Linked DNA regions of Homo sapiens: regions 2 and 3 are each linked to region 1. The links are chromatin loops, found by intact Hi-C in ENCODE. Cell type or tissue: PC-3. All regions are shown on one strand. Links, peaks and the distances in the headings refer to the core of each region. The heading gives the core; the rest is flanking DNA. Region 1 has its middle 420 kb from the start of ACVR2A. Region 2 has its middle 360 kb from the start of ACVR2A. Region 3 has its middle 220 kb from the start of ACVR2A.

Region 1 (10,776 bases), core at 3,531-8,530:
GTATTGGATCAATACCTGGCAAGCAGCCTGAAGGTCAGATAAAGTACTTAGGCAGGCAGTTTGCCAGGCTAAAGAGATGTCAAGAAAATCAATTAGACTCTAAAGAAAGAGTAGCAAGCTAACTAAAAAATCCCATCTTGAAAGGCTCGCTGTATTTCAAAGGTAGTTTATATGCATTCACAATATCTTTATCTTGTTCGTAAAAGTACATTTGCTAAGCAATTAAAACTATCCTTGGGTCACCTGAGGTCAACTCACAAAAGATTGTAAACACCTGCAGGATCCTAGATTAGAAATCGCTACAAAGGATGGAGATTTAATCAAGTTCTTTTCAGGGTATAAGATTACATAACTTTCAATTAATTTGTTCTTTTTCTATATTGATTACTTTATGTGCATTTGCAATGCCAAAGATGCCCTTGCTTTTTGAGTGGTGAGAGACACCATGGACTTTGAGTACTACAGTGATGCCAGGTAGTTTACTTGGTAAGTTTCAGCCATCTCAAATCAAAAAATAGAAGGGGAAAAACAGGACTGATTGCTTTGGTAAATTTTTTTCATCAGCAAGCAAAAGAAAGAAGCATAATGTTTACTGTGTGAAAGGCAGAAGTATTCTTGCTATTTGTTTACCAGCGAAATCTTTTTGTTATTTATATAGTCCCTTCTCTGTCCCAGGGACCTTGTGGGCATATTTTGGTATAAATAACGTGATGACACTCTATTTATCCCAGGCCTTATGATTTTCTTGGTATTGTTACATAAGACTGACAGATAATTTGTAGTACATATTTCTTGACTTCAGGGAAATTTTGTTCAGTCTGGTGGGAGAAATAATATTTAGACCATTTCAATGCTCTGCCAATATAAATTTATTCATAAAGGATAATTATCAAGGGCAAATGTATTGAGCCAAGTACTGTGCTAAATGCTGGGTGGAGTTACTGCAGTGAACCAAGCAGATGGATCTCTGCTGTCATGGAGCTTACAGTCTAGTGAGGGACACAGGCAAGAATCAAGCAATCTAAAACAAGCAAAGAAACAGCTAAAACATTGTGATGTGTGCCCAAGGGAAAAAAAAAATAAAATAAAATGTGGAAGATTTAAGCTTATTGTAAAAATTATAAAGATGGGGGCAGCAGTGAGCATTTTGAGGAAAGAAGACAGCCGGCACAAAGGGTCTCAGGATGTGGGGAAGTTAGGGGGTGGATCACACAGGCTCTGGTAGGCCATACAACTCATCACCACACAAGACCACAAAGTTTCCTTTCTTTTTAAAAATCTTTGTATTTCTTATCCTTGGTTGATAAAGAACCACAGATGACTAATTACAAGAATAATAAATAGCAATATTTGTTATTTTGGATTTTGAAGAACTGAAGATTTATGTATTTTAAGGGTCTTTCTGGGTGCCTGTCTCTATAGATCTTTAACTCCACTAGGTGAACTTAACTGACCTAGACTTTTACCCCTGGGTGTGATGCAGACACAAGGCCGAAGAGCTATCCTTACTCACCCTGCTCAGCACTGAGTCAGTCCTGCTGTTCACTCAGGGAAGACATGGGGGATCTCAAATTTCTAGGGCTTAGTCCCTCCACCAGGCACCCTGATGTTTTAGCTACAGGTCCCAATACCAGTTGCTTGCCCATTTGGTTGCCTACCAATTGTTCCCTGCCTGATTCTCCACCTGTTCATACCTTGAGTCCCAGCTCACACCTTGGACTTCTTTGACCTTGATTAATTGGATGCAAATCTAGTGTATCCTTTTGCCTTGGAACAATTACCCTGCCTGGGTTCTGCGTTGCATCCTGACACACCTGTAGAATCTTGCATTGGTGGCATCTTCTAGAGTCTAGATGCTTTACTCCAAGTTGCAACAGTCTCAGTTGCTAAGTCTTTTTCTTGCAAGACTAATAAGATCAGTGAAAATCACTTAAAAACCCTTTTTTTTTGTGGGGGGGGAGGTATAAGTTTAATCTATTTACTTGTCCTGATCAGGTAGTTTATGATTGACTGATAATATTAACATGATCATTAAAAGCATGAGCTTTGTAGCCATATGGCTGGGCTCCACTGCTTACTTGCTGTGTGTAAATCTGGATGTTACGTAATCACTCTGGGCCTCTGTTTCCTTCTCTGTAGAAGGGGAGAAAAATAGGACCTACCTCATGGAGTTGTTGTGAGGATTAAATAAATGAATACATGTGAAACACCTGGAATGTTGCCTGGCACTTTGTAAATTCTTCTTAAATGCTCATGAGTAAGTGGTGGAATTAGGATTTAAACTCAGACTAAGTCTAGAGCCTGTGTTTTGTTACATATTTCTCCCCAGCCTCTTGAGACAGGGATCTTTAAATGGTCTATAAACTACCAACATTGGGCCAAATCCAATCAAGGAGTTAAGAACAGTTTTTACATTTTTAAAGGGTTGTAAAAACCAGCCTACAAACCACCAAAGAAATAAAGACAAATATGTGACAGAGACCTTGTGTGACTCACAAAGCCTAAATTATTTATTGAATCTTTACGTAAAATTTGCTGATACTTGGCTTACATGTGTGATTTGGGGCAATATGCGTAAACTCCAAGGCTCTATTTTCTCATCTGCAAAAGGGAGATTATAATATCCTTGCTATAAGTTTGTATAAGGCTTAAACAAGATCTCATACGGCAAAGTACTGAACATAATGTTCTGCCCATAGTAGGTGCTTGCTAAATGTTAGATTCCTTCTCTTCTTTCCCATGTGAAGTTATGTTGGCTTCTCTTAACATACATTTAAACTATTTTTAATATTGTAAAAGTGTCCTCATATCACTCTAGATAAGCAGCTTGCTGAAGGGCTTCTGAATGATTTACCAAAGAGGACTGGAAATGTGGAAGGGGCTGGTGACATGAGGCAGGTGTAATTTGGCTACTTTGGAGGCCCAGGAAGGTCAATTCTGTAAATGAGCTGTGAAGGGGAGGTGACCTTACTGGGAAATGGTGAAAAAAAAAAAACAATGTATTATCTGCCATCTAAGTCAAGTGAGCCTTTGGGTGAATTTAGTACAATATGTGAAACAGCTTAGCTTCCCCACTCTTAATTGCCACAGTAAGATATGAGTTAGGCAAACTAAAGACGTCAAAGAGAGAAAGGCCATTGTGGGGATGATTCCTCAGAATGCCCTGGAAAGAAAGGGTGATTGCATGACCAGGGCAGGACATTTAGAGCCAGAAGAATAATATTTGGAGACTGGTGCCTTGGTTTCTCGAAGCTTACAGGCCAGGGAATGTCCTTCAAGTGTGGGGTAGTCTCTGAGCAGAAGTGGAACATTACTTATGTTCAGAGGAAGTAAATAAGGAGGTACAGCCAGAAAAAAGACTAAGGGCAACATATAGGGAGGCATGAAAATGTCTTGAGTTCTGAAATCCCTGTCAATCTTGAAATAGACATTTATGTTCATACTGTTTGGAATGTAGAGCCTTGCTTAAAATTTTTCTCTCCCACATGTGACATTATATACTCTCAAAATTAGCTAACATTTCAAGTCTTTAGGGGCTTTAAAAACTTTTATTGAAGAATAATATATGTATAGAAAAGTAAGTCAATTAATTTTCACAAAAGTGCATGCATTTGATTAACCAACATCCCAATTAATAATGCATCTTAGATTAACTAGCATCTTAGAAGCTCTCTTTGTAACTCCTTCCTGTTTCTACTCCTCTTTAAGGGTAACAATTTTCCAGACTTCCCAAAGAAAAAAATAATTTTGCCTCTTTTTGTTCTTTACATAAATAGATTCACACGATATGTACTCTTTTGTATCTAGCTTCTTTCACTCATCAGTAGGTTTGTGAGATCCATCCCTATTGTTACATATAGTTATTCATTGCCATTGCAATAAAGTATTCCACTGTGTGATTACAGCACAACTTAGTCATTCTACTGTAGTTGGACATTTGGATAGTATCCACTTTTGTACATTACAAATAACACTACTATAAACATTCTGGTGCATCTCTTTGGGTGAACATATGTAGGCATTTCTGTTGCTGGGTTATAGGGCATGTATAAGTTAAGCTTTAGTAAATATTATTTTTTCTAATGTGGTTATACCAAATTAAATTTCATATTGGTATATTTTGAGGAGGGTAAAGTGTGTTTCTAGGACTCTATTAGAATAGAATATTATCTATTAAGGCAATTCTAGGAGCCAGATATGCTTATGCTACTAGTAATGGGATCAGCCTTGGAGCCAAAGGAAATCAGAGAAACAAGCAGATGGAGAACCAATGCCCTGTCAAGTATAGAATTGGGATAAGCTATTGCTGTTGGTGCACTTTCACTCTGAGGACCTTTCAGAGTGACCTATTAGTATTGCAGGAACTAGCTTAAACATTGTGTTTGTTGGATGAATGACAGTAACAGGAATTGAACATAAAATTTCAGACATCATTTATTAATTATATGTACTACATTGATTTCCTGGATTGTTTCCTTTTCCTATTTAAATACATATTAAATATTAGCTACCTGCTTTTGACAGGAAACTATGATCACTGAACCATCTAAATAGATACTCAAGCTACTGCTAAAATTCTTGAGTGCTTTGCACTGTTATTAATTGTAGAATATTCTCCGCAAACGTAAAAAAAAAAAGTCCCTGAGATGGGAAAATATGATGCATTTAAAAAAACTGGAACAAATATTGGCCCTTAAAATTATGGATGGATTATTATATTTTTGAAACCTGGAAACAAAACCAGCAAGTCATCAGATAGTTGACTTCCTGAATTCAGAGTATCAGGAAGTTACCAGAATAGTTTGGGATGAGCTTGTATGAAGTCAGTTTGATGTCACGATTTGACTGAATGCCATGTAAAGAGGAAGCAGTAGACACTATCTGGACTTCTGAAATTTTAGATTTCTTCCTATGCGACATTTGTGTTAGTAAATCAGAAACATGGGGGAATGTTTGAAAAGCAGCATCTTCTGATGCACGGACTTTGGAGTCATATAGACCTGGACTGGAAATCCAGTTCTGTTACTTATTAGCTGGAGGTATGTGACCTCAGATAAGTTGCCTACCCTATTAAATTGCTGTTTCCTGATCTAGAAAGTTGGAATAATAACACTTGCCCTACAGGGTTGCCATGAGAATTAAAGGAGCTAATTTACATATTTGTACAATTTCTCAGACTTTTAGACTTTCCCTCTTATGTACCCTTCTCTTTGGAGGTCAGGTGGCACTGCAACATGGAGCCACAGCATCTAGCTCCATAAGTCTCTCTGTGCCCAGTCCCCCTTTGTCTGGTTGCTGTCTGCCTCTCCTATCATAGAACCTCTCATATAGGGTTTGTTTACTATTTATTGATATCTGTCTCTGATAGACTGTGATCTATCAGGAAGCAGGAACTAGGTCTATTTCACCCTAAACAGCTAGCAGAGAGCCTCCCAAATAATTGAAAAAAAAAAAAATTATCGAACTTTCCCCAACTCCCCTTATGCTTGATTATTTGAAAGTTAGAAAACAAAGTCCTCATTTTGGCAGTGTTATTGATACAGGGAAACCTGAAAAACAATTCAATAAACTTAAAAATTTAGAGTGGCCAAGCTAAACAGGTTGAGATTACGGATAAAAACCAACCAAGCTGACACAAGACAGGGAATAATTATGTACATACAAAGGAAGTAGACATGACTGAATGTGAGTCAGCAGCCTAGTGCTGTTATTAAAAGTGCAAACATGATTCTAGGATGTATTAATAGATGTAAGACATGCAGAAGCCATGGGGTAATCTGCCTATTTTGACTTGGCATTGCTTGAGATCTTGTTGAAGAGCTGTGTATTTTTTGGTGCTCCATATTTATTAGAAGTTACTAAGAAATTGAGGAGGGTCTGGCTGGTGGATACAAAAATGGTTAAAGACATCAAATATATCTGCTATGAGGAGAGTTTAAACCTGTTGTGATATTTTCGCTCTGGAGAAGAAACTTGAGAGTATTAAATAAGCATAGAGTTTATAGTGCTTTTCAGCACACTGTGTAAGTATATGATGAATATAAGATAATGCCATTAACTCATAGAACTGAAGTACTCTTGAGAAGGTATATGATGCATGTGCCTTCCTGCAGGAAGCTGAGTGCTTAAGGCTTTCAAAATAGACAGTTTTCAATCCCTCTTGGAAAGTTGCATAACCTTGCTAAGTAATCATTCAGAGTTTTATCACTCAAGAAGTCAAACGACTCTTTTTCCTAAACCCAAATCTCTTCCTCTTTGATTTTGACAATATTCTCTGATTTTGGTCTATCACTGACGGGGAGAACTTGAATATCCTTTATATTAACTTCTTAGTATATCTCAAATCACTAGTCATCTCCTTGCTGTGATTTTGACATCTCTTTCCTAGCCTAAAATTCTCTAACTTCCCCTTCCTTAGGTACTCTTTGTAATTCTTTTCTGAAATTTCTCCCTGATATCCATACTCTGTGAGAGTGAGATTGATGACTTAAATGGGATATAATAATCTAAAGGTGTCTGACTTGTTAAAAAAAAAAAAGAAAACCCAAAATAAAAAAAAATTCGTATACAACTTTGGTTAACTATACTTCTCATTTTTTCCTTTAAAAATTCCTTTTCACCTTTTTTTTTTCCTTAAGAAGCTGCCTATCATTTATACAGTAACATTTAATTTCCATTTTGTAGGAATAGTTTTCATCTAGTAAAGAAAATTTTGAATCTGATTTTCCCGTCATAGTATTAGCATACATTTTGTGAATAGAGCATTGCTGCCCTTGTTCAGGTGTGGGTTAGACAACCTACTAGGAAGAGTACCAGCGCTGAGTCTTAGGGAGCTTACTAAAGGCAGCACTCCAGACTGGTGCAGAGGCAGCAATAACTATTCTTCAATATAGTCTTCAAACCAGGCGTCCCTTCACTCAATAGTGATAAGGTAAATTGCAAGATGAATGGGATAGAGTGAAAATTTTTTTTCATCATCACACTAAACCATCTTTTATTTTTTTCTTGTCTATGTGGGCTACTAACTAACCTAGTTGCCAACCTAAAATTGAGTACTTAGTAACACTATCTTACAACTGTTTCTCAACAATAAAGGGAAATAGAAACATTTTTGTATTTAAAAAATGGCAGGGTTTCAGCAATGTAATTAAATGATTGCGCCAATAAAAAGAAAGAACTGGTGGGCGGTAATGGGTAAACATGTATCAATAAAGTCTCATAAAATAATCATAATAATAGCAACTGATTTGTAGAATAAAAGAAAAAAACATTTTACTTTTAAAATACTGGACAACAATAATATGTGGATTAGGAGTCTTTAAAATGGGTTTAAAGTCCTTGTATTGTTCAGGAAAAGGATTAAGATATTAATTTATGTTGGAGTTTATTAAGCATACACAATAAAATTTCAAAGGTGAAAAATAAAATAACAAGAACAGAGTACATAATTTTTAAACTGGTAGTGGGAGCCAGGCATGATGGCTCATACTTGTAATCTCAGCACTTTAGGAGGCTGAGGCGGGCAGATCACCTGAGGTCAGGAGTTTGAGACCAGCCTGGCCAACATGGCAAAACCCTGTCTCTACTACAAACACAAAAATTAGCTGAGTGTGGTGGCGGGCACCTGTAATCCCAGCTACTCCAGAGACTGAGGCAGGAGAATTGCTTGAACCCCGGGGGCAGGGGTTGCAGTGAGCCAAGATCACACCACTGCATTCCAGCCTGTGAAACAAGAGCGAGATTCCATCTCAATAAAATAAAAATAAAAATAAATAAAATAAATAAAAATAAACTAGGAATGGGAAAAACATTAAATTATAAACAAAAGGCCACAGATAATAGTAACAATAATCATAAAGGTAAGAGTAATGCCATTTTTTCCTTTAAAAATTCGTTTTCACCTTTTTTTCCTCCTTAAGAAGCTGCCTATCATTTATACACTTAACATCTAATTTCCATTTTTGTAGGAATAGTTTTCATCTAGTAAAGAAAATTTACTAGATGAAAATCAGGCATACGAGTCTATGAGAATTGAGGAGCTTTCACAGAGGAGGTGGTGTTTAAGCTGAATTTTGAAACAAATGAAGATAGGGCTGGGGAAAGTGCATTTTATGCAGAATGTACAAAAAAAGAGCGAAAGTATAGACAGCAATAAGACTTTATGGGATTTGGGGAGCTGCAAGAAGTTCAGTGTGGCTGGAATTAGGTTTCAGTAGCCTAGTCTGGAAAACTAGGTGGAAACTAGACCATAAAGTAAGAGCCATGCAGGCCATGGTTGGGACCTGGGACTTTATCCCATGGGTTCCTGAGAGAGCCTCTGGAAGAATCTAGACCCTTGTTACCTTTTTACTTGGACTGAAATAACAGCAATGGGGCTAGAGCAAAGGACAATTATATGTGGCATGTTATGGAGGTGAAATCAATGGGAGTACATGATGTGCAGATGAGAAGGAAGGGAAACTGACCAGGGAACAAGGTTTACAGCTTGGAAGATTGCATGTGGTTATGCCATTTATTGAAAGAGATGCTATAGTAGATCTTAGTTTGAGGAAAACGATTGTGAGAATAGTTTTAAAAGTTTGCATTTTATAAGGACACCCAGATAGAAGTGTCTAGTTGGAAATATAGCTGTATTTAACAGTAAAATTAAAATAGATGGTTGTCTGCCATGAAATGTTGCGTCTACACAGATCTACACTCAAGGGCAATGGCTCCTTAAATATTAGAGAAATCAAGGTTTTAATACCTAAATATTCCTAAAGAGGAGCATGAGCTTGAAAAACAGTTGTTTAATAAAAACCGGCCTAACATAGAGGGCTTTCTCCAAATTTGTTTTACAGGTGCCTCTGGATGGATTCTACCAATATGTACTGCATGAATATTTTTCATATCTCACATTGGCTAAAAGTTGAGCACTATTCTATTTCCTCGCATTTTCCTAAGATTTCACACCAGGCTGTATTCATGGTACCATGTTCTTTGCATGCCTATATTTTATTTTTGTTAAAGGGAGAATAAATAGATAACAGGTCTTTTGAGGTCATAGAAAATTCAGACATTTTTTGAGTTTGTTTTGGAAGGCAAAAAGTTGGCAATCACACACATCACACAAACACATACAGATGCACACACACACACACACACACATGCACACACATCTTGTGCCTTCTGTTCTGACAATGTATCTTGCCCAGCTCCATCCCACTGCCAGCAGCCTGGAACTTAGTGAGCTGGTGAGTGGAGTCAAGGACACTGTCTTTTAAGCAAGTCTGCAACTTGGCTTCCTCAAATCTTTTTTTTTTTTTTTTTTTTTTAACTTTTACCTACCCACCAGATTGTTGTAAGGATCAAAGGATATAATGTTTGTGAAAGTTTAAAAAAAAATGGTAAAGGACTATACAAATGTAAGAAGGTAAAGAAACATAGAGAACTATTCATTTCCGTTTGCAATACAGAAATGTACCTGTTTGTACTTTTCTTTGTGCTGAAGATGTTTAGTCATAAGTGGGGCTGTGGGAAGACTTTTGATCATGCATAATTTCTCAGGCACACACTGCTTAAAGATACATTTATCTTTCTCTGACCTAATCCCTCTGTGTATTTCAATTCAATTGAAGTTTCTTGCAGGCTTGTGCTGTTTTCACTCATTTTTACCATCATACACTTTATAGTCATTCCTACAGACTGCAATAATGTATCAGATAATTCCGGGACAAAAAAGCCCTGGGACTCTGCTTCAGGGAGAACTGTTTTTCACGAATAGGTTCTAATCCCATTTCTCCAAGTATATTTATCTTATTGTTTACTTTCATGGTTTGTTTTGATCAGCTCTCTATCAGATTGCTTTGTAAAATCCCAGAACTCTAGGACTGTGACGTTACACACCATGCAGTCTCCAGTTGATGTTTGTGGGGAAGCCGCCAAGTGGCCACGAGCGTGTGTTCGCAGCCTCCCTTATGAGAGTGCCTGGCCAAACTGCGGTCAGAAAAGCTTACCTAGGAGCTACCAACTCCTAGATATCTGGCTGCCTACCCAGAAGAGATGGTGGCATGCACTGGCTGGTTTTTAGCCCTGGTGACTTTGAGAGAGAAACTGAGTGAGATACACAGATCCTAATAAATAGGCATCAAAGTGGTTATACCTGTTGAGCCTACTTAACAGAGCAGGGCAGATTGTAAATATTCTAAAATTAAATTCATGATGACAAACAACTCTTTAACTTACAACTACTGTTAAGGTTGCTATACCTCATGCTTGTGTTTCTTCTCAATTAGATAATGATATGGTTTGGCTGTGTCTGCACCCAAATCTTATCTTGAATTGTAGCTCCCATAATTTCCATGTGTTGTGGGAGGGCCTTGGTGGGAGATAATTGAATCATGGGGGCGGTTTCCCCCATACTGTTCTGGTAGTAGTGAATAAGTCTCACGAGAGCTGATGGTTTTATAAGGGGAAATCCCTTTCACTTGATTCTCATTCTTTCTTGTCTGCAGCTATGTAAGATGTGCCTTTTGTCTTCTGCCATGATTGTGAGGCCTCCCCAACCAAGTGGATCTATGAGTCCATTAAACTTCTTTTTCTTTATAAATTACCCAGTTTTGGGTATGTCTTTATTGGCAGTGTGAAGACTGAGTAATACAGCTAATGAATGTAGGTGCCATTGACCTTGAACCTGACTCCAATGGTCTAAGGAAATATCCATGCTGGTCTAGAGAAGAAGTCTTATTATGCCATCCCAACTAAAGTAATTATTGTAAGAAAGCAGAGAGATGCAAT
Region 2 (10,776 bases), core at 3,545-8,544, 57 kb before region 1:
AAAAGCCCCAGCATGTATGTCTTCAGCTGGCTGTGGATAATTAGGGAGTCTGCTTCGTGTGTTGCCTCCCTGGGAAGAGAGCTAGCTCAATCCATTGGTATGGATTGTTCTGCCAGTGTAACATGATCGTCAATTACTGCCCAGCCTGTTAAGCAGACTGTCCTCTCAAGATAACTGAAACACAACTGGAGTCCCTGACTAGTCCATCCTCTACAAGAAATGTGAATGTCATCCCAGCCAGGTAAAACTCTTTAATCAGAAAATATATTTTGTTCCTTGCAGTTGGCTAACCTCCTGGTCAAATAAAATGAATATTTTCAATTAAGGTCCAAGAATGGTTTCAACAATAATTTTTCTTTTCAGAGAGAGCAAATTCTAGAAGTGGTTGGTTTTTTTTCATTCTCTGAATCTACATACCAGGAAACCCTGTGGATGAAGGTGGAAAGGCTGATCCCTCTTATCTAGTCTGACACTAATAAAGCTGTTAACAAGGTTCAACTGAAGCAACAATGGATAAGAAGAGCAGAGCCGAATTCCTTAGATCAGCCCTATTAAGTTAGACAGATGTCAAGTTTAATCAATCTGGTGACCTTAAGGACTTTGGGAAATGCCCTTTTTTATATCTTAATGCTGTTTTTAGCTGTTGCATTAACCTGTTTTGCATAGATGTAATTACCCTTCATAGATATTATGTAATCAGGGCAGTTTAAACTTATCTATCAGTTTTATTTATCTGTACCTTATAATAGAAAAGCTTCCTAGCATATTACTTACTTTAAATTTAAGGGATTTAAAGAAATTAATTTCAGGGCAGTTTTTATTTATTTGTTTTAGCTGTACTTAATAATAGAAAAGCTTCTTGGTGTGTCAATTTCCTTAAATTTAAGAATGAACATACAGGCTAGGCACAGTGGCTTATGCCTTTAATCTCAGCATTTCAGGAGGCCGAGGCAGGTGGATCACTTGAGCCCAGGAGTTCAAGACCAGCCTGAGCAACATAGCAAGTCCCTATTTCTACAAAATATTTTTTAAAGTAGCCAGGTGTGGTGGCTTGTGTGTGTCTGTAGCCCCAGCTACTTGGAAGGCTGAGATGGGAGGATCACTTGAAACTGGGAGATTGAGGTTGCAGTGAGTGGAGATCGCACCACTGTACTCCAGCCTGGGTGGCAGAGTGAGACCTTGCCTCAAAAAGAACAAAAGAAGAAAAAAAAAGAGAGACAGAATGAACATACACACAAGAATAAAAAAATAGAGCCTATAAAAATGCATATTTAAGATACCCAAGTATAGTTGGATACTATATGTATTTATGGTTTGGGGAGAGTGACTTAAGGTATGCATGTGATTATAAATAGGCCTGTTTATGCATTTTGTTAATGAACTAGTACACTTCTTTCAACTATCATTTAAAGAATTCATTGACAGCTGACTCGAGTTGTTGTTTTCTCTAGTGGCCGATACCTAGAAATGCAACGTTTCACAGTTAGGGAGTTGTTTCTTTGAAATGAGACTTTCCAGCACAAGTGATAATGACCTCAAAAAATTTACATATGAACAGTTGGATGTTTAATATAGCGTTTTTAAAAAGTAAATTATTACGGGTGGAAGAGAGGGCATGCGGGATAATAGTAAGAGTTGAGGTGGTGGAGTAGAAATGATAGGAAAAGATGGGCAAAGAAAGTGGAGTGGGGAACCTGGGGGCTTTGAAAACTGACTTTACAATCTTTCCTGGGTTTTGAGCAGATCATTAATTCTATCAGTGAATATTCATTAAACACCTGCTCTGTACTCAGTAGTGTGTTGAAAATTATCTGTCATTTGCCTTTTGGTTGGACTTTGTAGATTGTGGAGTAAAAGGAATTCAATGAAGAAGAATAATCTATAACAACTATTCTGCCTTTAGCTCCCTGGAGTGGGCCTTATAGTGGTAGATTTCTATCTTGTCTTTATAGAAATGAGAAGATAAACACTTTATTGTCACTTCTAGTTAAAAGCTAACTATATTCAAACTGAAGTTGGATACATGTAGGTTGTATTTCAGATCCTAGAGCACAAATGACATCCAAACTTTAGGCAGGGGGATTAAGCGTCATTTCCTCATCTGCTTACTGCGGGGCTAAATATTCTTTGGATATTGACATTGCAGAGCTAATATCTGCTTGGACACATTGTGCACTCCTCTGCATCTCTCATGGCCAAGAAACTCACAGAAAAAGCCCCAGTATGTATGGTTTCAGCTGGCTGTGGATAATTAGGGTGTCTGCTTCATGTGCTGGCCCCCTGGGAGGACAGCTAGCTCAATCTATTGGTATGGATTGTTCTGCTAGATGACTGTAATACCTTCCTCATGGGTGGTTGTGAGAATGACAAAAATATATTTAACATACTTGGAATGTATTTAAAGTGCCTTACAAAAATTAATTAAAGGCACAGTGCCTGGGACAAATGAGGAAGTCCCTGTCAATTGTAGGAGGAGAAACACAATGAGAGGAGATCCATCAGGAAGTGAGCACCTGATCTAGCCAAGGGGTGAAGAGGTCCTAGTTATAGTGAAAGCTGTGGAAATAGGATTAAGTTACTTTTTACAAGAATTACTTATTGTACAAGCAATATTACAGCAACAATATGAGAAATCAAAGTCAAACAAAAATTACTCCAATACAAACATTTCTCAGATTCTAACAGTCCTTTAAAATTTGCTCATGTTCTTATCTACTCCTTGTTTACATGCACACATGTGATGCAACTATAATACAGGCACAATTTTACATTCTCTGCTTTTTTTCCCTTATGTAATTAAATTACTTGTTTACCTGATATTGGACACTAAGTTGTTTCTGGATCTTTTCACTATAATGAATCTTGTAGCAACAAAAATCTTTGTGCTAGTACTTTTGCTCATCTTTCAGGCTATTTCCTTAGAAGACATTTCTTGGGTGGGAATAACTGGTGAGAGGTCATGAACATTTTATGTCTTTAAGAGTATTGCCAAATGGGTTTCCAAAAAGGTTGTTCTGGTTTGTACCAGCCTTGTTAGTGAATGGATAGATGCGCAGTCCACCTGACAACCTCATCAACAATGGTGAGGCCGTGTCATTATTTTTAATTTGTCCTGTAAAATAATAGATGTAAGGTGTCTTACAATCTGCATTTCTTGGATAGCAAGGAAGGTTGAATATTTCCTCATATTTCTTTCCTAATTGTATTCCCTCCAACATAACATTGTTTGTTCTGGCCTTTCCCCATTTTGGTGTTGGAGTACTTGAGGAGCAAAGAAGAGAAGAGAGCTCAGACCCTGCTCTTGGCACTTTAAATGCATCTTCTCACTTAATCTACATAGAACCTCAGACAGGTGGGTACTCCCACCTGCATCTTATAGATGAGGAGACTGGGTCTTGAAGAAATTAAATTTCATACCCAAAGTTGAATTGCTGATAAGTGGCAGTAGTTAGACATTTTTCTTATCATTTTGTATGAGTTTTTATGTAATATAAATATTAACTCTTTGGGGAAAATATTTTCAGCAAATATGGATGACAATCTGTTGTTTGCTTTTTTCTGAAATTATGCTATTTTTGCTCTGCAGAAGCTTAAAATTTTCCCCTGAAATGATGGATTCTAGAGATACTGGAGTGGTGGATTGGGCCTCAGCTTCTGCCTTATTTCGGTACCAAGACCAGCTTAGGGAGGATCAGAAGAAGGCAAGAGACAGAGCTGTGTGTGATCATTTGCTAATGATTCTGCAATTGAAAGCGTCTCCCAGCTTTCATGACGTCTCTCATGACTTCACATGGGATGGGAAAGTGTACCAGGAGCCTGTTAGAGGCTCTCTGTGGATGAGCTGTGCTCCTAAGCTACTTGCTGGGTGGTCTCCAAGTGGTTCCTGTGTGGTCACTATATTACTACTTTATCCACTCCTGCCAAAGAATATAAAGAGCCCCATGACAGGCCATATATAAGACTGCTGGCCCTCCCAGTAGGACCATCAAGTATACATGGCTGGTATCCAGTAAAGACAAAGTCATAAGCTATTGAGTTTAGTGCTAGTTTTATTTAGAAGAAGGACAGAATCTCATTGAAATGGGTCTCCATTGTAGCTATGTTGTTAGGAGCATGAGTTGGAAGTTTCTCAATGGCCTAGCCTATAATGAATGGTTTGGATCAGAATAGGGATGGCAGTGCCAGAGGAAGCGTTTTGGAGCACAGGAATTGTAAAGGTCTCCTCTTATGGCAGAAGGGCTATGATATGTTACATGGCTATTTGAAATACCTTAACACATCACCCAAGCTGGTCTGCCCTGTCATGCAGCTGACTCTAACCCAGCTGTAGGTGGCACAATAACATCCCCCAGGTGTGAGCCTGCTGGGATGGGAAGATCCAGCAAACTCCCTGTCTATGAGGCTCAATCCAAAAATAATTAAGAGAAGCCTTTTCAACAGGGGAAAAGTGAACTCTGGAAAGTCAGGCCAGCAGCCAAGTTTGCCTAGGCTGTTAAATTCTGCCCAGCTCAGCTTTGCAGACACTGTGACAAAGTCTGAAAAAGCACTTTTGGTTTTTGCCATCATCACAACACAAGATATTATTCACATCCTGTAAGAAATGGTGGCCGTTCTTTCTCTCTCCCTGAAAAAGTGATGACTGTTCTCTTATCTGGAGCACAGAATTCCCAGAGTCCCAAACATTCCGTTTCTCAGGTACTTCAAGGACCAGGGGCTTTTGAACAAATGGCGTCTGAGGATGAATACATTTTAGAAATGTTCCTCTCCCTTGTGTTTATATTAACTCTGATTGTACTGTCAGGCTGGGCTCTGATCACAGAAAACCACAAAAGTACAGGGATATAAAAGTACAAGGACCTCATAAGAAGTGTATGGGTGGTGGCTGATGATATCTTTCTACATTTGAGAATACACTAAGCTAATTGAAATAGTGACTACATATTATAGGCAAATGATGGAGACCATTTGTAAAATATTTTTGTTAGTATTTTAAGGTGGAAACCTTGAGCTTGTAGATGAGGAAATTAGTAGGAAACTGAATCAGCTGGAAGAGAATTCAGGAGGGATATTTGGGACACCCAGAAATCTGACACAGTTCCTGATATAAGCTGGTCTGTAAATCCTTGTGGTTAATTGGTGGGTGGCTGTCGGTTATGACACTCCCTGGGCTCCCTGAAGGGATGAGAGCCTCCCCCAACAACACTGCTTAATCATGTACCAATTATAACTTTGTCTTCACTTTCTGTCTCACAGAATGAATGGTCTCTATCATTTGCCTGTAATATGTAGTCATTATTTCAATTAGCTCAGTGTATTCTCAACTGCCTCTTTTTTTATGTGCATGTCAAAGTTTGTGTTTTCTCTCTGAGATTCTTAGCTTCTTTGCAATATAAGCCTCATTTGCTTAGAGACTTTATTTAGTGCCCTACCATGCAACTTATACTTGGGGGCTCTCTTAACTACTTTTGATGATGGCAATAGTGACCACTGTTCAGCTGTCCCACTACCAAAAACCAGAACCCTCCATTCTTTGTGAGGCGAACATCTCAAGGGCTGTACGTCACACCATGGGCTGATTGTAATCTTGGGGCTAGTTAATCCCAAACACTGTTCACTGCAAACTGATGTCCCTTTCATCTTACGACTTCCTTGCTTCCTGCATTCCTGTTATTTATAGTATCCCAGGAACAAACCACTCCCAAATTTCTCAAGAGGATTTACAGTTGCTACTTGCAATTCCTCACCCAGCTCACATCTCCATCCCTTGCAGCCTGTGTTCTGCTATAAACCCTCTGCTGCTCTCCCGGAGGTGGATAGTGATACCTTTGCCCAGTCCGAGGGCCTATTTCTCAGTCCTTGGTTTTTTGACCAACATATTTCTGTTGCCCACATTTAACCTGACTCTGGGCTTCTGGAACAGTGCATTTTCCCTACCTCCTTCTCTGACTGCTCCTTCATGGCTGTCTCTCTTTTTGTGCCACCAGAATATGGGTGATCCTCAAGCACTTGCTTCTCTCTAAGCATGCTCTCTCTTGGCAACCTGATGCAGAGGGATGGCTATGATTATCACCTCCCTTTGGACAATGGCCACACCTGTACCTCTAGCCCCAAATCCTTCAAGCTTCAGACTCACAAGCTCAACCTTTTGTTTGCTTTTTATCTGCATAATATGTTTAACACTTCAGACTCTACATGCGTATCCCTGAACTCCCCTTTTCCCCTGCCTGTGCTCCTCCTGACATTACCATTTCTGTTGATTCTGCACTAGCTCCCAGATATTTCAGAGGGGAAGTGTAAGGCAAGTCCTGTTTGAGCAAAGACTCTTCAACTCTCATTTTTATTCCCATCATTATCACCATATTTTACCTCCTTTTTACATCTTGCCTGAGTTTTTGCAACAGCTTTCTTCTTAGGCTTTTTCAACTTTTATTTTTTACCCCAATACTCTTGAGGCACACAACACACTGTAACAATGGCTTGCAAAGGGAATTATTCCCAATTACCAGTAATGAATGATGTGGGAGGGGCATTTCCAATAGAAGCCATATCAAAATCTTTGGGATCAGGCTGTGCAGTTTGAAAAAGCCCTACACGTGATTTGTATATGCCCCAAAGAAGACACATACACCTCTCCCTCCTTGCTTCTGCTACCTTGAACATTTTTCTAAAGGTTATGTGGTCACTTTTCACTCTTTCCTATTTGCTGCTGGCAGATTAATTTTCTTGATTCTCAATAAAGATTAAGATATAATTCTTTCTTTCTCTAAAGCCTTCCATGGTTCTCTACTGCCTGCTAAAAATCCCAAACTTCTTAACCTCACTTCCTTGATGAATCTTATCATTGTGACCTCTCAACTGTCTTCTATGCCTACTCTATATTATAGCCAAACAGGGATTTCTCTGTACACCCCAGGCTACTTCACCTTACCACACCACTCTCAGTTTGAAATGTTCCTGCCCTTCACCTCTGCCTAGTGAAATCCCTTGTAGGTCCAGTATCATTTCTACCAGGATATCTTCCTATTCCTGGGGTTTGAAGGACCCCTCTCTTGTGAACTCCCACAGGACATTGTTTGCAGCTCTTGTTCAGCACTTTTTTTATAGTTATTTGTAAAGTTGTCGTTTCTCCCATATCAGAGTGTAAATTTCTGAAGAGCAGAGATTCATTGCCAATTTCCAGTACCAGGACTTTAATAAATGATATATAGGCTACTTATAATATAGAGTCCTTGAATTTTGTTTCATTCTTTATTTATAATGTACTCTTCTATTCAAATAAAATATTTTGAAGTAGGTTGCCATACTGAACATAAACAAACCAACACATTAAAGTAAAGATTAAAAACCGGTATTAGAGATCATCTAGATGAGGGGTCAGTAAACTACATCCTGTGACCCAGTTCAATCCACAACATGTTTTTACAAATAAAGGTTTATTGGAAAAAGGTTATATTCATTTGTTCACATATTGTCTATGGTTGCTTCCATGCTACTGTGGTCAAGTTTAATAGCTGTGACAGAGACCTTAAGACTTGCAAAGCCTAAAATATTTATTATCTTGCTCTTTACAGAAGTTTACCAACCCCTGATTTAGATCAATGATTCTGAACTCAAGTGAGGTGAGAAAGGGGACAAAGGAATGAATGGAATACGGGTGCTCAGGATAATCTAGGGTAAGAACCCAGCTTTGAATCCTCACTTTCAAATTGAACCAGTTACTGATGAGAATCTATCCTCTATTCTCTCAAGGCGACATCTTTGCTCAACACTAGGACCTTTTCTGGGGGGCCTTTTAGTCACTTCTTGGTCAGTGCCCTATGGTTATAGTGAATCAGTATTACTGATGAACCTGTACTGTATCCTACTACTGTGGTAGGGAAGAGAAGTTGGAAAAATTGATTTAGAAAGAAGGGGAGCATAATTATGCCAGGAGCTCTCAGTGAGCTAGTCATGGGAATTAAATAGTAAATTTAGTTCTTTGACTCCTAACTGCTAAAGAAAAAACAAACATAACAAGTTATTAATATATAGCTCTCCTTGGCTAATATAAAAGTATATCCATTTGCTTAAAAAGGGCAAACTTCTGAATGCTTACATCAATGAGAAATTTGTTAAATTGTCTCTGAGAAACATAGTAGACAATATATCAGCTACAGTTTTGCAAACAATCTAGCCCATATATTGAAATGGCAAATTCCCATGATATTAAATTGCAATTCAGTAAGTAGGTTAGTATAGTTCAGGGACATTGGATTTTGATACCCTAACTTGCCATGGGAATAGAGCCTAGAAAACCCAGAGAATTGGGTAGTTAATGTGTTCCTCCATTGGATCATTAATTGGCAGGCTTTGGCAGGCCCTGAATATGGGTCACTTAGGGGTAGAGATCCAATGGGTGATGGACGTGCAGGTTTTCTGGGTTGATGATTTATCCATAAGCAGGAGGCAGGCAGCAAAGCTGACATTTTGGTGTAACAACAGAGAAGCCTCGTGCATTTTTGCTCGGCTGGCTGACCAGCTCGGCTCTGCTTGCTGATGGGTGGTAGAGATGGGTGGCACAGAGCAGGTTTATATAACCCTGTGGGGGCAGTAAAATAACTGAATGAAGAGTAATGATGGCAGTAAATAGATCATGAACCATCACATGAGTTTATATGGTTATTACAAGCTACAAAAGTCATCATTAAGAAGTTATTTTGGAGCTTAGAAAACTATGAATGATGTCACCGTAACTACCCACTCGTTGTGCAAATTTAATGAGATTATAGGTAGGTTTGATTTTAGAGAATTAACTTTTGGTACCTTTCTGCTAGGCCAGCAGAAAATAATGCAAATTATAATTATGCATGTGTATTATTTTTCTATGTAAATAATTTTGAAGATAAGAATGTCAAAGCTTATATTACACAGAAAATACATATTTTGAAGTGGCAAGTATTTCCAGTGCTTTATGGAAGGTTTTTTGAAATGAATATTAAATTTGTATTTCCTTTTCTTCTTTATACCTAGTGTACTCCAAGGCAGCAAAAATATTTGTTGGGTATTGTATAAAATAATAATTCTATTTTTAATTTTTTAATCTTTCAAAAAATTCTGAAAAATGTGATGCTGGTAATTTAGTATCATTTTGGATCATTGCGTGAAATGCTGGAGTTACAGTCAGTAAAAGGATTTATTAATAAAATAATTTTAGGAGTGATATTCATTTTAAAATATGATTAAGACATAATTTCTCAGCTGGGTGCGGTGGCTCATACCTGTAATCCTAGCACTTTAGGAGGCCGAGGTTGGCAGATCATTTGAGGTCAGGAGTTCGAGACCAGCTTGACCTACAGAGTGAAACCCTATCTCTACTAAAATACAAAAATTAGCTGGGTGTGGTGATGGGCACCTGTAATCCCAGCTACTTGGGAAGCTGAGGCAGGAGAATCGCTTGAACCCAGGAGGCGGAGGTTGCAGTGAGCTGAGATCGCACCACTGTACTCCAGCACTCCAACCTGGGCGACAGAGCAAGACTCCCTCTCAAAAACAACAACAACAACAACAACAACAACAAAACATAATTTCTCAGTCTAGCAGACCTATGTTGATCTTATTCGCTGATATTTATTCTCCCAAGCATGCTGAAGGCAGGGCTATCTCAGATTGCTTCTCTCTGGGATTTGCATGTTGTAACCTTTGGGACAAATTGACACACAGTGATAGCCAAAGACCAGGGTAGTTCTCTGCCCATGGTACAGCTGTCCGTGGACATGAGGAAGAGGTGTTGCTGGTAAAGATGCTAGATTAGAGAGGATCTCAGGTCCTTCAGAAAGTATTCCAGAAGAAGGCATTGAAATCATGGGACATGAGAGCTCCATGCATGTTATTGCCGCTGAAGACCTTCCAGTGGGACAAGATGCAGAGGTGGAAGACAGTAATATTGATAATCTTGACCCTGTGTAGGCCTAGCTTAATGTGTGTGTTTGTCTTAGTTTTTAACAACAAAGTTTAAAAGGTGAAAAAAAAAATAATAGAAAAAAGCCTATAGGATAAAGATCTAAAAAAAGAAAATATTTTTGTACAACTGTACAATGTTCTTGTGTTTTAAGCTAGGGATTATCCCAAAAGAGTTTTAAAAATTTAAAGTTTATAACAGCTTAAAGTTTATAAAAAGTTATAGTGGGCTAAGGTTAATTTATTACTGAAGAAAGAAAAAATTTCAAAGATAAATTTAGTACGGCATAATTATACAGTGTTTATAAAGTCTACTGTAGTGTACAGTAATGTCCTAGACCTTCACATTCACTCACCACTCACTCACTGACCCACCCAGAGCAACTTCCAGCCCTGCAAGCTCCATATATGTTAAGTGCACCGTATAGGAGTACCATTTTTCAAATCTTTTATACCATAGTTTTACTGTACCTTTTCTTTGTTTTGATATGCTTAGATACACAAGTACTAACCTTTGTATTACAGTTGCCTACAGTATTCAGTACAGTAACTTGCTGTATAGGTTTGTAGCCTAGGAACAATAGGCTATACCATATAGTCTATGTTTGTACTAGGCCTTACCATCTAAGTTTGTGTAAGTACACTCTGTGATATTTGTGCAATGATGAAATCACCTAATGCACATTTCTTAGAACATATTCCCATCATTAAGTGACACATGACTGTATAATTTGTGTGTAATGATGTAAGAGTTGAATGACACTGTAGTCGACTAATACACATTATTGTGTTTTGTAGAAAGGTAATTGAGCACAGTTCTCAATTACATGTATAATAAGA
Region 3 (10,776 bases), core at 2,948-7,947, 200 kb before region 1:
ATATACTATTATGCACCAATAAAATGTTGGCTATGAAGACTATATAATAAATATGGGAAAAGTGTATATATTTGTGTTAAATGGAAAGATTAAGATAATAGCATTTAATAATAAACTAACATTTATTTAGTACCTATTAGCTAATATCTCAATTTTACATTCTTTACATGTTTTAACTCATTTAATTATCACAATCGTACATGGTACGTATTATTATTACTCCCATTTTGCAAATGAAGGAACTGAGACAGAGGTTAAGTAATTTTCCAAGGTTACACAGCTGGAAGTAGAGCCCAGGATTGGAATGCAGGCCATCTGGCCCAGAGATGGGATATAAAATTATGTTTATTGTATGATTAAAACTATCTATTAGGATAAGGTGGAGAGAGAATGTATTGACTTTAAAAGGTGAAAACACTTTTTATATACAACCATATTTCTACAAAGCTGTTATCTTCTATGATGCTCTACTTACCCAGCCACTGAAATAAACATGATCTTGTCAGTCCTGAAAGTACTGAATGGATTGTGTGACTCCTTGGAGGAACATGGGCAGTTGTTTTCTTGGCATTTTAAGAGTGATCTGCAGTGGTCTTAAGTATAATTTACCATTTGTCTTCTCCCTTGTGAATCTGGTTGCACACAATTGGAAACCAGAGGAGGTGCCTGATATTGGCATGGATACACCCAAATAAAACTTTGCAAGTTGATACTACCCTTTGAGGACATTGTGGAGCCTACACTTCAGACTCACACAAGACCATTTTATAAGAATATTATATGACATTTAGTTGTTATTTACAGTTCAGAAGTCATTTTCATCATCATCTTACAAAAAGATTGCCTTTATTTTGCAGATGAAGAATTAAGGTTCTTCTAGGCAAACCTTGAACGCAGCAAAACAATGAAAAAAAGCAAGAAGAAAAAAAGAATTAAGGTTCAAAGATCACTTAAATTGCAAAGCTCAAATTCAAACTCTACTATTCTGTTCTTTTAAACAAAGATGTGATCATACTATTTATATATCTCTCTCTCTTCTTCCCTGCAGTTTGCTTTTCTCAATACTATATCATGGACATCTCTTGAAGTTAATATGTAAATCTGACTTCTTTTTTTTTTTTTTTTTTTTGAGATAGAGTCTCACTCTATTGCCCAGGTTGGAGTGCCGTGGTGTGATCTTGGCTCACTGCAACCTTCACTTCCCTGGTTCAAGTGATTCTTTTGCCTCAGCCTCCCAAGTAGCTGGGATTACAGGCACGCCACCATGCCTGGCTAATTTTTGTATTTTTAGTAGAGATGGGGTTTTGCCATGTTGGCCAGGCTGGTCTCAAATTCCTGACTTCAGGTGATCTGCCTGTCTCAGCCTCCCAAAGTGCTGGGATTACAGGTGTGAGCCACTGAGCCTGGCCAGACTCTTTCTTTTGATAGTTGCATGATAAGCTGCACCATATGGATCCATTGCTATCTATTCAAACTTTCCACCCTTTGTAGACAGGTAGGTTGTTTCAAGTTTTTGCCATTACAAACACAACTGCAATAAACTTCCTTATTATATATGTATTTATGTACTGATACTTCAATTTTTACAGGATTGATTCCCAGAAGTAAAATTGCTGAGTCAAATTTTAATATGACTTTTAAAATTTTATAAAACTTTAAAATGCTTTTAAAATTTTAATATATATGTGAGCTTCCTTTCTAAAAGGCTGGATCAAAGGCATTTCCGCTGATGAGGTATGAAAGTGCTTGTTTGTCTGCATCCTCACCAGCACTGGAGGTTGTCACTTGTAAATTTATTCTAGTCTCCTATAGAATGATCCCTAGTATTCTGACTTTATTTCTAGACCTCTGTCTTTTCAATCAAGATATGATAAACAACAAACATTTTGGGCCCCCAAATTAAAAAAATAGTTCTCTTTAGGAGATTTTTCATAATCTATTAGGCTTGAACTCTCTTAAGAGTCTGCTTTTGGCCTCAGCCACTGCTTTGTATACACACAACATATCAATAAATAATAACCATTATGGTTGAACATTAAATTTGACAGTGTAGTAAGTTATGAACAAATCTCCTCATTAGCAGCACTATTATTTTGGTGTTTGCAGCAATCTAGTATTCACAGCTAAGTTGAGACAAGAGCCATTATGTATATAAGACATTTTTAGCTCATTTACTCTGAACCTGCTTTGCATACAAGAGCAGTGGGCCCTCATGACATGGTATAATGTCAGAATAGGATGCAAACTGAAGTGAAGAGGAATAGGACCTCTTTGACATGGGAGCGTATTAGTATGTACTTGGATGCTCATAACTTTAGAACCGAGTTAACAATTGTTTCGGACTAGATTCAGATTTTAATTTCCATCTGAGTGACCCACATATTTTTTTGTTGTTGAAATGGAAGGGCTACTGTTCTAATACATTTATGTATGTATTCTTGCCTTTGCCAATTAGTCAAGAGTTGGATTTGTGGCACTGTATTACTGTGCTTAATTCCTTTAAAAAATTCTTATCAATATTTTACAAGCTCAGGTTGGGAAGTTAATTCATTTGAGAAGTGGTTTGTGCATTTTATTTATTTATTTATTTATTTAGCTTGTGTAGCATCCATTTCCCTTTTTGTTCTGGTAATGACACCTTGATTTTACTTTTGGGAACCGGCCCTCAGTAAATGAGGTTTAGACGAGCCTTGCATGCAGCACCTCCCTCCAACCCTGATTCTGCTATATTATATTCCCTTGGCATATGGTTGGTTCAGGGATGGGCATATAACCTAGTCTAAGACAATGGTGCTCAATTCTTGCACATTTATCAGAATTATGGGCAAGAGACTATCCCTTTCTGCAGTAATTGCTAGCTCTGGGTTGAGTTAAGCATGAGCTATAAGGTCACCATAAAGATGGGGTACATCTGGGAATGAAGTCAACCTAGAAATTTGCAGAGCCAAGAGGTGGAGAGAAACCGAGTCCAGATGGTACCATTTGAACCCCTGGTTCAGGTTTCTCTGAACTTTTTATTCTGTGAGCCAATCATTTTTCTCCCTCTCCTTATTATTAACTCCATCCATGTTGAATTGAACATTTTTTACTTGCATCCAGATGATACCTTAAGTTTTAAATTGCTTTGATTTTTCTATTGTATTACTATTTGTATGATATTTTCAAGGGCTTGTTTCACTGAAGGACTCAAAGTTATTTTTAAGACTATTTCTAATACAAAGTATTGATTAGATATAAAACAAACAAATAAACAAACGTAGGAGCTGAAGGATGAACTTCTCTTTGGCAGTTCAACAAATATAAAAGATTACTCTTGGCTGGGCATGGTGGCTCATGCCTGTAATCCCAGCACTTTGGGAGTTCAAGGCAGGTGGATCACCTGAGGTCAGGAGTTCTAGACCCGCCTGGCAAAAATGGTGAAACCCTGTCTCTACTAAAAATACAAAAATTAGCTGGGTATGTGGCGCATAACTGTAGTTCCAGCTACTCAGCAGGCTGAGGCAGGAGAAATTGCTTGTACCTGGGAGGTGGAGGTTGCAGTGGGCTGACATCGTGGCATTGCACTCCAGCCTGGGCGACAGACCAAGACTCCCTCAAAAAATAACAACAACAACAACAAAAAAGTTAGTCTTTTGTTTTTTGACTGAGTTTGTTGAGTATGTTTTTAGGTCACATGTTTATGGGATTTTAAAATGTTTTTAGTTCTTTAGATAATAGCATATGGAAACTTATTACCCTGGTACATTAATTATTGCTTTAGGGGCTGAGAATACAGCAAGAGCTACTGACAGCACCAACTGAGACCAGAATCCTTCTTTGGGGCACCATGTGCAAATCACAAATGATTTCTCAGCTTCCCCTTTATTGTGTCCTGTTTCAGGCACCTAAAACAGATTTGGGGAATTAATTTTCTTTCCTCTGAGCCAAGCTAGATCATGTACTAACTCTCTTAGAAGAGTCAATAAGGGCCAGGCGCGGTGGCTCACGCCTGTAATCACAGTACTTTGGGAAGCCGAGGCGGGCAGATCATGAGGTCAGGAGATAGAGACCATCCTAGCTAACACGGTGAAGCCCTTTCTCTACTAAAAATACTAAAAATTAGCTGGGCGTCGTGGCAGGCGCCTGTGGTCCCAGCTACTCCAGATGCTGAGGCAGGAGAATGGCGTGAACCCGGGAGGCGGAGCTTGCAGTGAGCTGAGATGGCGCCACTGCACTCCAGCCTGGGCGACAGAGCGAGACTCCGTCTAAAAAAAAAAAAAAAAAAAAGTCAATGAGAACAATTATTTCAGCAATAAAATATAAGGATGGGTAGGGAAACACAGCGTATTGTCCCCCAAAGAGTTGGGGGAAGGCCAGTCATCCTTTGTTGAGACTCCAATCTAGGAAATATTTTTGTCAACAAAAGGAGCAAAACAAAATAAAAAATTTCAGCTGGGCGTGGTGGCTCACGCCAGTAATCCCAACACTTTGGGAGGCCGAGGCGGGCAGATCACCTGAAGTCAGGAGTTTGAGACCAGCCTGGCCAACATGGCGAAACTCTGTCTGTACTAAAAATAAAAAAATTAGCTGGGCGTGGTGGTGCACCTGTAGTCCCAGTTACTTGGGAGGCTGAGGCAGGAGAATCGCTTGAACCCGGGAGGCAGAGGTTGCAGTGAGCTGAGATTGCATCATTGCACTCCAGCCTGGGGGATACAGCAAGACTCTATCTCAAAAAAAAAAAAAAAAATTCTCCAATGATCTTACAGTGGCCAAATGTGGGGCAAGACTGGGAGTGACCTGAAGCAGGGCCATACAGGTGACAGCAGCATGCGGGTCCATGTGTATTGAAAGAGGAGTCTTGCCTGGGTTGAAGCACTGCAAAATGTACTGGAGAAAGCAAATGTCCTTAGAAATACTACTGCTATAAATGCTATACTTAAACCACATCCTGTGCAAGGGTAAAAGCAAAGACTAAAATTTACCTAGACTTAGTAATGAAGAAATGTGCATGAGGAAATGACACATCAAAGCACAGGGCACAGACATGACAAGGGTAGTGTGGGATACACAGAATATGATGGACAGTGTAAGGAGAGACCTAGAAAGGAACTTTAGAATAGGGACATTTCCCTTAGCCCTATATGGCTGAGTCTTCACCAATTCTTTAAGGAGTGGAATTGAAGTGAAAGAAAAATATTTGTAGAGTGAGTACTATTGGCCACATATAATGTTAAGTACTCTAAGGTCCAGTGAATTTTACATTTTCTTTTGTATGGTTTTTGCTTAAAAGCATAGAAAATTGCTTCTAGCTCTCATTCCATAGGAAAAAAAAAATCTGTCTTTGTAGTTACTCATCTGTAGCCTCCATGAAATCTTTAACCTGGCGGATCCCTTATGGTGGTACAGTTAAGGTTCTGGTGCCCAGAGTGAGCAGACAAAAGGAGTAACACCTGAGATCCCAATACTCACATTGGGATGATTTCCATGTGATTGTGCCACCTGGGCCATGCTCCCAAGCAGCATATTCAAGGAGTTCCTAGGTTCCAGGTTACACATTGGACCTCCAAAGCCACACACCAGGCATCCACAATATCAACCCTGTGGATGCTCTCTTTAAACAGCTAACATGACTGGTGCAAGGAAATCTCCCTAGTGGTACCTTCACATCTCCTCTACCTATCTGTCTTTCTTTTGGATAATATTCTAGCTAGTCAGAAAGACTAGGGGGCAGTGTGTTTGTGCATGTAAAAATTTGGAATTATGGAACAAGCAACAGAGGACAGGTTTTGTATTCTGTCAAGCGCTCAACACATCCAAGGTTATTTGTATGACCCTGCACAAGTTCCTTAACCACTCTGGCCTCAGTTTCCTCATTTGTAAAATGTGGATAATAATAATATCTACCACATAATGATTTTTAAGAGGGTAAAATAAATTAGTACATATAACATGTACAGAGCACTATCTGACATATACTAAGCACTAGATAAATTTTAGTGATGCTGATGATGATGGTGGTAATGATGATGATGATGATAATCTCTCACTGTGATAATTGACCATGGTCCAGTCGGCCAGTTCAAGTAGAAAATAAAGTTATGACTGCCACAACCCCTCTAGGGAGATAATGGATTAGAAATTTAGCTGTAAAGATGGTTTGGTTGTTCAAATAGACTGTGTACTATTTCATATTTATGTCAGCTTATTTACATTGTGTAGACTAGCAATGTTATTTTCTGTTGAAAGCAACTTATGACAGTGTAAAGGACAAAAATTAACCAATATTTTCTATGTGGAAAGACACCCATGTGCCTATCACAGAGGTTAATGAACATGTTAGGGGACATACCATTACCTGAAAAGTTTTGGCTATCACCAAAAAAGTGTCCTAGGAGCCATTAGAGAAACCGACATCTTTACATGGCAATATCTCTTGCCCCTAAAAGCTTGAGCTCTAGAAAGCTCAAGAGATGATATGGCTTGAGATTGAAAGGCCAAATCAAGCATGTGCTTACACATGCTCAACTCATGCTTTGCAGATAGTGATGAGAGCATTTTAAAATTCTACTCTTATCTAGATGCTGTTATTTGTTTCCATGACACTGGTTCTGGGAATGGCGCTGAGCACATTCAGCCATTACAAGTGATGGATTAGATAGTAATTGATGTGTGTTATGAAATTCACATCTGAGCCTTCCACCAACTGAGAGTCAGTTTGATTTGATCTGGCAAAAGGAGTTTCAAAGCATTTGGTTTTTAAATTATAGTGATTTATAGAAAAGTGCCTCTTAAGATGACTATCAGCTGGTAGCAGGTTGAGTTCCCAGAAAAAGTACACTTTCATTGTCCTCGTTTCTCCAAATGGCAAACCTGGTAGGGTACTCCTCTTCAACGTGGCCTCCTGGGGCCCCCTCTTCCTTTTGTTGGATGTGCTTCTACAGGTAGAATTGCTGATACTAAGATTGTAGTTCACTGGGCTGTAAATTTATTTTGGATTATCGGATAATATTGGATTATCAAAGCTGTGGAATAAAGCACTTTAAACATAAAGAAGTTAGAATTTTAAAAACCTTCGTAAGTTTATGTGGACAAGAATATGTTATTTTCTTGCAATTCAAAATAGATGAAGTTTGCCCCACAAAATTTCTCATGACTTTAAATTCTACTTTCTGATTCTCACATTCTCTTTCCATCATATATTATCTCCCTAGCAAATAACCTACAAGCACTGAATACCTTCCTCCTCCCTCGACAACTCCTTCCCTAATAAAACTTGCAGAAATATGATCTCAGTCTTTTATTCTGTTGTTAGATTTTACCTTAGTATGATTAAGTTTCTGTCTCTATTTTACCTTTTCTGGGTATTTGCAGTTTAGGCTTTTTATTTCTGGCTGAGATATGGAGTTTTCTCCCTTATTCAAGGAATTTCAAGCATCGTTAAACAGGAAGGGAGTCTTTCTGGAACTGGGTAAGACAGTCTTCTGATCTCATTCTAGACTTTCTTGTAAGTCTCTGGAGGTGAACCTGACTTAATCACACTGGAAAGATCCAAAAGAGAATCATTAGGAATCATCCCCCACTCAGATATGGATGCTGGAAGCCTGCACCAGGAGAGGAAAGACATGTTTTGGTGTCTTCCACAAAATATAGGTCTCCTATATGGGTCCCCAGGGTAGTACTTCTCAAATTTAATATGCATTTGAATTACATGACATCTTGTTAAAATATTTATTCCAATTTTGTAGATTTGGGGTAGGGCCTGAGGTCCTACATTTTTAACAGCCGCCCATGTAATGCTACTCTAATGTTGTTGGTTCCTAGATTTGAGTAGCAAGAGTCTAGAAGATTCTATTCTTCTAATTCTTCTTCCTTGACTCTTCTTGACTTTCTTTTTCCTGAGATGAAGCTTATATATATATGTATATATATGTATATATTTATACACACACACACACACACACACACACCCCTTATGGCATACTTAATGTTACTCTTATTAGTTTGATGATATTCCATATAACAGTTTCTTTAAAATCAAATGATATCATTCACAAATATGCTAGATATTTTTCTACATACCGAACATATAAAGGTAAACAGGACAAACACAAATCCCAACTCATGGAGCTTTCATTCTACTGGGAGAAGTGGAAAATTACCAAATTGTAAATAAATAAATAAAATCATGCCAGATGGGAATAAGTGCTATACAGAAAAATAGGTCACAGTAAGGGGAGAGGAGAGAGTAGGTGCTTTGGTACGTTGTCCTGGATGACACCTCTCCTCTCTTCTTCAAACCACAACAAAATGCAAATTATGTTATTATTAAATAAGCTAAAATTTAATTCAAACAGTAGAAACCCAAGGAAAGATCTATTGAATGAAAACAGAAAGTCGTTCTCTCTCACTACTACAAAATTTGAGTTTGCAAATGTAGCGTATGTTGAATAATATGGTTCTCCCGAGGAGTAAACCACTCCCCATCTGATGGCATAAAATCTTCCAGACTGTTAGGGCACCACTTAACATATTACCCACTGGCATTTCTACATAGGCTAGAACATTCATGAGCTCTGAAAAAAATCAACAAACCTTCTTAAAGAATGCTGATTTAGTCACTTGACGGACTCCACTGTATGATCAAAGGCTCTGATACTGCCTTCAGAATTCATACTGAACTCAAAAGCTTCCATTTATAGGTGAGGATCCCAAGGTTAAAAGGATGGCAGCTTTAGCAGCTTATTGGCCAAAGCTCCACTGGTGGTCAGGTGAAGAGCTAGGACCAGAGTGAACGTTGGTCTCTAAATTAGCAGCTTTCTGGTCTCTACACTCTGCATTATTGCCCCCTGACAAAAGGGCTTCAATTGGTAGGATTAAATAGAGTTTTAAACACAATGTTCTGAAGATGTTTCACAGAAAAGATTAAACAGGTATGGTAATTCAGATCTGTTATTTATCTGTGAAGATACAGAGCTGCATGATCAAATAGTATAGATTCCTAGAGTGTCTGTTTTACAGCATCTGTACTTGCTTGGTGCAAAACTCAGTAAATATCAACACTAACAACAAACTGGCATCTTTCAAATAAATTCGTATCTTTTTTTAAAAAATAGAATTGATGATGGTGCGGTATAGCTAGTATGTCCGGTCAAAAAATAAGCTTTCCTTCAGAGAAAAGCAGCTGGTGCTACAAGATGTGCTTCTGAAAAAGAGAAAAAGAATGCAGTAACTTCTAAGCAAGTTTCCCATTGAAGGAGAATGCTAAATTTGTGTCATTACTCTGAAAATTAGTAAATCAAGAATGTTTGTTTACATTAAAAAAATAGAATTGATGAGCATTCAATAAGCTCTTTGGTGGCAGGTTTGTTGAATGGGTGAGTGAGTGAAAACTCCAGCAGTTCCATTTTGAGGTTTCTTAGCCCTGGGCTGCCTACTTACACTTGCAAGCAATGTAGGTAGAAGCAAGCAAAAACCATCTGGGTAATGTATCTTCATTGTAGGTTGGTTTTTGTTTATTTTGTAATTCTAACTTCTAGTTTTACCACTACTTGATTTTTAGTAAGGGTACTTGAATTGGTTTGTGTTTGCCCTTATTTGGAGTCAATGTACATAGAAAAAAAAAAACAGATTTAATGTAGCAAGAATATTTCTTCTGTTGCTTAAGCTTTTCCTTTTAAAGTTTTTTAAAAAAATAACGGTAAATCTTTGTTATTATCATCTCTGATTATTCAGGGGCTATCATATGAATTATACCAGTGGTAATTCCTTTGGAAAGACAAAATTTCTACATTTTTTTTGCCAATTGAAGTATTCAGTGTAAAAACAGATTTCTTCAAATGTAGCAAATTGTTGGTTCATTTACTAACCATGTTTGTTTCATGTATTTGCATTTGCCAGACAAACACTGAGAATATATATTTTAATTTTATTGCAAAACCACCATTTCAAGGCATACCGTGAAATTATAATTTATGTTACTGAGATTTTTGTAGTTTTAGAATGATCATTTCAATTTAGCCCTGAGTACCTTATACCATTATGCTAGGAACACTTCCAGTTTAAACATATATAATTTATTTTTAACAGATTTTGCTTGGGGTACACAAATGAAATGTAACAGTCATTACAGAGATTGTCTTAGTTCATTTACTAAACATGAATTCATGTCCTCAGTTTCTCTTCTTCTGCTCATGGCTTCCTGGCTTGGCTTCTCTCCCCTACTTTGATGCAAATTTCAGGTTGAAGGACACATGAGGCTCCTTGTGGGGGGGTGCAGGGAGAAATGCGGATGATCTTGGCATATGGCATAGGTATGTTATTCAGATATTCTGAATATTTTAGATAGTTCCCTCTGAAAAATTAAATTTCTAAATGATCCTTCCTTCATTCCCAACCCCTTCACATGTGAAACACTTCTGTGCTTCAAAACTCCAAAATAAACAGCCTTGATCTTGAGACCTTTCTTTTTTCGAAGATAATGGTTTCAGCTTTTGAAGTTATTTTACCTTTATTCAGAAAAAGTATTAAAAACTCAAGTTCTAATTAGAATCCTCATTCTCTCTCAAGTAGAACAGATCAAAGAAACGAAGGTGGAGATTCTGCATATCACAGCCTCATGAGTTTTCAGCAGGAATTACAGTGTTGAGCATATACATTTAAATAATTTAAAAGTATTGTGTAATAGGCTGCGTATTGAGCCTAGGCACAGCAAGTTCTCACCTCCAAATATTTGTATTGTGTTTGCATTACCTTTGCACACCAAATCTTTGTTGCTTTTTATGTATTGCCAAGCTTAGT

Evidence for each region. A loop is a pair of places that touch in the nucleus more often than their neighbours do. Peaks named below come from ENCODE experiments on the same cell type or tissue, not always from the same donor. Only the 100,000 strongest peaks of a DNase experiment are listed, where the experiment ranks them.
Region 2: it touches region 1 in a loop (2.7-fold over the local background); 1 of 110 quality-filtered maps calls a loop at or near these places.
Region 3: it touches region 1 in a loop (2.3-fold over the local background); 1 of 110 quality-filtered maps calls a loop at or near these places.

What each region holds. Positions count from the first base shown.
Region 1 is chr2:147,419,879-147,430,654 of GRCh38, reverse strand. No RefSeq gene overlaps it. Among named protein-coding and RNA genes, the nearest start is that of ACVR2A, 420 kb to the left of the region's middle. In PC-3, for the core only: no CTCF peak of the experiment used is centred there; a DNase peak (open chromatin) is centred at 5,684.
Region 2 is chr2:147,477,193-147,487,968 of GRCh38, reverse strand. No RefSeq gene overlaps it. Among named protein-coding and RNA genes, the nearest start is that of ACVR2A, 360 kb to the left of the region's middle. RefSeq lists an enhancer at 1,983-2,671. In PC-3, for the core only: no CTCF peak of the experiment used is centred there; no DNase peak of the experiment used is centred there.
Region 3 is chr2:147,617,726-147,628,501 of GRCh38, reverse strand. No RefSeq gene overlaps it. Among named protein-coding and RNA genes, the nearest start is that of ACVR2A, 220 kb to the left of the region's middle. In PC-3, for the core only: no CTCF peak of the experiment used is centred there; a DNase peak (open chromatin) is centred at 4,991; H3K4me3 peaks cover 305 bases; H3K27ac peaks cover 1,110 bases.